Regions from separate parts of the Homo sapiens genome. Here region 2 is linked to region 1. Evidence: read pairs that join two places in POLR2A ChIA-PET (ENCODE). Cell type or tissue: A673. All regions are shown on one strand. Each heading gives the region's core, and the rest is flanking DNA. Links, peaks and the distances in the headings are about the cores only.

Evidence for each region. Peaks named below come from ENCODE experiments on the same cell type or tissue, not always from the same donor. Only the 100,000 strongest peaks of a DNase experiment are listed, where the experiment ranks them.
Region 2: POLR2A ChIA-PET joins it to region 1 with 8 read pairs; 2 of 35 experiments call an interaction of 5 or more read pairs at or near these places.

What each region holds. Positions count from the first base shown.
Region 1 is chr2:201,749,586-201,752,511 of GRCh38, reverse strand. It overlaps ALS2 (alsin Rho guanine nucleotide exchange factor ALS2), which reads left to right. Exons shown (of 34, transcript NM_020919.4): 8 at 2,723-2,800. Among named protein-coding and RNA genes, the nearest start is that of ALS2, 30 kb to the left of the region's middle. In A673, for the core only: a CTCF peak has its summit at 1,770 (motif pointing left); no DNase peak of the experiment used is centred there.
Region 2 is chr2:202,082,844-202,085,769 of GRCh38, reverse strand. The region is part of intron 2 of KIAA2012; the gene reads right to left. Among named protein-coding and RNA genes, the nearest start is that of KIAA2012, 11 kb to the right of the region's middle. In A673, for the core only: no CTCF peak of the experiment used is centred there; a DNase peak (open chromatin) is centred at 1,239.

The sequences.
Region 1 (2,926 bases), core at 329-2,828:
AAACTAACATAACTTGTATAAATATTAATATTAGGAAAGAAAAAGGGGAATTTACTGTTTTTAACATGATTCATTCAAAAGACTTAAAAATGAGAGATTAGGAAGGAGGTCAGTTACAAAATAAAAATTACTGGCTTTATTATATACATATAATAAAACAAAACATACTCGAGGAAATTCTGCTCAGAACTACACCAAAAGTGTTAAGGAAGTAGGAATAAGTATAAAATGCATATAACCCATATGATGCAAACTTTAGAACTCTTTTGAAGGGTCATGAAAGCAGTAGTAAAGTGAGAGGTTTTATTTTTGGATGAGATGCGTCAGTTGTAAAAATGTCATTTCTCTCTTAAATCATTAATCAGCACAGTGAAAATTCAGTACAGTCCCCAAAATATTCCAGTGTAATATTTACAATTTGATAAAATAATCCCAAAATTACTTCAGAAGAATAAACATAGGTGAGCCAGGTAAAAAGAGAGATTTATCCTTATATATTATAAAATTAAACAGATCAATGCAACAGAAATATGCCTGTCGGCTAGAAATAATCTCAAGTATATATGAGAATTTAAGATATAAAAGTGGGTGTTTCCATTCAGTTGGGAAAACAAGACTTGAGTATCCGGTAAATGTAGTAAATGTTTACTGGCTTCGTATTTGTAGGAGAAAACTAAGATGGCTATACATATTCTAATTCTGGGTGTATTAATGATGTCATTAAAAACTAGAACTGTGTGTATGTGTGCGTGTGTGTGTATGAACAAATTAAGATGAGTCTTTTAGGCATAGAAAAAGACATAACATCAAAACTGGAAATTAGAAAGTAAGATATGTTTGTCAATATGATAATTCAACAGTCCCGAACAGCAAATAAAACAGTGTAAACAAAATGAAAATACGTAACAAACTGGGTAAAAATATCTGCAACATATGTGATAAAGTGTTGCTGCACTTATATATAAAGGAACAGTTGTCAAAGGATAAAAATTGTCAAAAGGATATTTATATTTTCGTCATAAAAGAAGTAGAAATGGCCAGCAATAAATGAAAAGATGATCATTTAGCAAATACATTTAAATTAAAAAACAACAGTACAGTGTTTTTCTCACCTATGAGATTAACCTATGCAAACCTAAGGATTACATTCAATGCTGAGCATTGATTAGGATGTAGGAGAAAATGTGCGTGCAGTGCAGGCAGGAATGTAAATTGGACCTTGCTGGAAGAGAGTTTGTCAGTATGTATCAAAAATCAGAATGGCATAGTCTTTGCCTAGGAATTTATCCTAAGCAAATAGATACATGAATATATGTATTCAAGGATTTTTCCTATCCTTTTTAATATTAAAGAATTGGAGGCTGAGTGTGGTGGCTCATGCCTGTAATCCCAGCACTTTGGGAGGTTGAGGTGGGCGGATCACCTGAGGTCAGGAGTTCAAGACCAGCCTGGCCAACATGGTGAAACCCCATCTCTACTAAAAACACAGAAGTTAGCCGGGCGTGATGACAGGCGCCTGTAATCCTAGCTACTTGGAAGGCTGAGCAGGAGAATTGCTTGAATCTGGGAGGCGGAGGTTGCAGTGAGCCAAGATTGCGCCATTGTGCTCCAGCCTGGGTGACAAGATCGAGACTCTGCTTCCAAAAAAAAAAAAAAAAAGGAATTGGAAAGAACTTAATTCAGTACGTAATTTGTTAAAGTATATGCACAGTAGAGTTCTAGATAGTTATTAACAATGATGTTACAGATCTATACTTACTGATGTGCAAAAGAGTAGGTGCCACCAAGTGGTTGATCAGTGATTTTCACTTTATTTCTATTTTTATTTTTGTACTGTCACAGTCTTGTACAATGACCATGAATTACTTTCATAATCAGAATAAACAAACATTTTAAACCTAGTCATTGCAATCTAGTTTCTTTTGTCTGTAGTGTCGTGTAGGTACTTGTGTTTCTCTTACAGTAACTCTTCATGTATGAAAGGTTTTCTGTTCATTCCATAGTACTTTTATCTACAGAGTAGGAAATCATGATTACTCTTCCTCTATATCACTTAATGTTTTTATTGCTTTCTCTAAAAGAGGCAGTATACGATAATTCCTGGGATTAAATCCTGCCTCTTACATATGAATTTGTGACCATGGGTAAATTAACCTCTCTGGGTTTCCTTATTTATTTATTTTTGTTAGGATTGTTGTGAGAATGAATCATCAATTAATATACAGAAAGTGTTAAGAACAATGTCTGGCAGTTAGTAAGCACCTGAAAAGTGTTAGTTATTGTTATTGTTATTGTTGACTCCTCAATTCTGCCTTCTTCTTTTCTTTTCTTTTTTTTTTTTTTGGGATACCGACTTTTGCTCATATTGCCTAGGCTGGAATGCAGTGGCATGATCTTGGCTCACTGCAACTTCTGCCTGCCGGGTTCAAGCCATTCTCCTGCCTCAGCCTCCCAAGTAGCTGGGATTACAGGCATGCACCACCATGCCCAGCTAATTTTTGGACTCTGTCTTCTTATGTACCAAGACTCTATTTGCGCATTATCTCTGGTCTTGTTAAAAATGAATTTCCTTAATATCTGTTAAAGAGTGAAAGACTAATATAAGTACTTAATGTATAATTGTTGGTATTTGTGTATATATGTTAATTATTATAAAGGTTCAGAGTTGATGTGCAAAATCAGATTCACAACGCTTAGCTACTTTTCTGTGTTTTTTTGATAGGTTTACTCATGGGGTAGCAATACCTTTGGTCAACTTGGGCATTCCGATTTTCCAACAACAGTTCCTCGTCTTGCAAAGGTACTTTTGTGAACTTGATAGCAACTTATTCCACAATTCTTAGCTGTAACACCTTATACTTCTCCATTTCTTATTTTAAAATATCGGGGGAATTTCATACGTACAACCTAAATTTGTTTTGGTTTT
Region 2 (2,926 bases), core at 292-2,791, 330 kb before region 1:
TTACATATATTTTTGCTTAGGATTTGGAAGCTGATCTTGGTGTATTCATTTCCTATTGCTGCTGTTAACAAATTACCATACATTTAGTGGTTTAAACAACATAAATGTATTATTCTCATACTGTTCTGGAGGTTAGAAGTTCAAAATGGGTCTCACTGGCTAAAATCAAGGTGCTGACAGGCCTGAGTTCCTTCTATAGGCTCTAGGGAAGAATCTGTTTCCCTGCCTTTTCCAGCTTCTAGAGGTCACCCCCACCTTCATTCCTTGGCTTGTGGCCCTTTCCTCCATCTTCAAAGCCAGCAACCTTAAGCTGAGTCCTTCTCAGGCTGCCCTCTCTCTGATCTTCCTTCTGATTCCTTCTTCTGCTTTTAAGGACTCTTGTGCTTACCTTGGGTCCACCTGGATCATCCAAGATAATATCCCCATTTCGAGGCCATCTATTGATGATAACCTTAATTCCATCGGCAACCTTGATTTCCCTTTGCCCTGTAACCTCTCAGGTCCCAGGGATTAGGACATAGATATCTTTGGCAGGACATCCTGTCTACCACATTCTCTTTAAGTTTTTTTCTAGTTTCCTGGTTTCTTTTAATAACTTCTCAAATTATGCCCATGAAGTTGGTTAATAATGTCCCATCTCACTGGATAAACTGAAGCACTGAGGGATGCCCAAGGCCTGCTTAGGGCTAACCGAGGATACCAGTCAGGGTGAAATCTACTTACTCACTTCCAACCTGTTGAAGAATATTTTCAGTGGAAAACAACAAAATATAAGAAAGCATGTATAGTATAATTACAACCTCATACAAGCATATCCTGTGTATAGTCATGATGGAAAGACTGGAAGAAAATAGATGAAAAAGCTAATAATGGGAGTATTAGGGTGCTGGGCATAAGATTACAAATAGTTCTTTCTTCTCTCTCTTTTTTTTAAAAAAATAAAATCAAGTTTTCAGTGATATAGATTATATTTCTAAATAGAAAACATGTTAAAAATTAACTAATTTTCTGGCACCCACCCTCTTCTCATGCATATTTCCTTAGTTCTTCCCTAAAGTTATCCTAGACCTAACCACCCACTCAAAAGTCACTCTAAAATATAAAAGGAGACAGAAGGGAGCCAGGGAGGGAGTTTCTGGAACAGGAAAATAAACATGACAGCAGGAGGCTGGCTATGGATGGTTTCAGACTGTTCAGGCCTGCCTCGGCTTTGCCAATCAATCCCAGCTTCGGGTTTCTTCTGCAATGAGTAATTAGTGTGCACGGGGTGGCCTATTATCCACATTCCACCATGAGTGCTTCCTTTAACGAGGGACTTGCTCTGGCCAGTTGCCTTCCTGATGCATATGAGGTCTCTGAATGCAGAGGCATGAAGGGGACTCCTGTGTAACTGTCCCTTCCCCCGCACTGGCTGTCTTGTCCACCTGCTCTAGTGCTGGCCACTGAAGGTTTTCAGAGGATAGAAGGAGACGGTAGGGCTTGTGCTCCTGCCCAGCAGATATGGGGTGGCAGGGAGCCAGAGTCCCCAGGAAGGCAACAAATCCCTAGGTAGCCAGCTGCCATCATACCGCAGACGGTGGCCCAGCGTTTGTGTGCAGGACTCAGCAGAAGCGTGAAGAGAGAAACCCCCAAATCCCAGAACTGGCAGGCACAGCCCTCCACAATTTGGCCCCACCCACTTCCCCAGGTATATTTCCAGCAGGGAGCCTGGCTAGTGACCCTGACTTCCCCTCCCCTGCACCTTCTCCCCTAGAGGCCTCTGCTCACCTAAGCCTGGAAGGTCTCACCCTACTTATCTTTACAAGACTCAGCTCAAATTCTACCTTCTCCAAGAAGCCACTCTAGATTTTTCCCAGTAAGAAGCAGTCACACTCTCTGCCTTCTTTATTAGGAAATCATAATCTCACTCTCTTATGGACAGCCTTGTATCAAAATGTCACTGGGGCACAAATCCGCCTCTTTCACCAGATTGTGCACTCCTGTTGGGTAGAGGTTACAGCCCCCCCGCCCCCCTGGCCATATCCTTGTAACCAATATGTCATTAAACAATTTGTTGAGCATCTGCTATGTGTCAGGCACTGTTTTAGGCCCAGGGCATTTCCTAACTACTCAGACGTTGGCTCGATTGAATGGAAAAACCCAATAATGTCTGCATTTTACTGCTGACCACCTGTGCTGTGAGCTGCCTGCTCCAGCCAGAAGTCCTTCTCTCAGGAGGGGCACAGCTGGCATCTCCTAGCCCTCAGTCTGTCTTGCCGGAGTCAGTGTTCTCTGGCAAAGGCCAAATCTTAGAACACGGTGACTGATCATTGTCGTTGCACCTGTGCATGTGTGACTGGAGCCAGCCTTGGGGCTGCCAGGTGAGTGCAACTGGAGTAGAGGTCGGGGCAGGGTGGGAGGGAGAGGAGAGAAGCCACTTGCAGCTGTGCCTGGAAAGCATCCTCCATCCCCAGCGTGACTTTGATCAGCCTCATGCAAACACTGCTGCTCTCAGCCAGCCCTTTCTCTGCAGGTTTAATTTTTGGGATTCTGTGCAAATGATAACTCTCTCTCCTATCTATCTTTGGTGAGCATATGTTCCTGGATACAAGGCCATAAAGAAGAAAGTCGTGAAGTGGTCTGAATGTTCTCATTAATGCAGTGTTGTAACAAGGCTTGATCCCTGACCAAACCATTCAGCATCAAAGATTTGACCAGCCATATGTCATAAATGTAAAGGTACAACTAGGATTGCTAGCAGCAAAAATTAGGCTTCAGGTCCTACGAGAGCTCAATCTGCCTGGATTTGTAATCCTGTCTTGATGACTCACTAGCTGTGTGACCTTAGGGAAATTATTTGATTCACCTGTGCCTCAGTTTCTTTATCTGTCAAATAAGGATGACAAAAGTACATACTTTACATGCAAAAAAAAAAAAAAAATGAAAT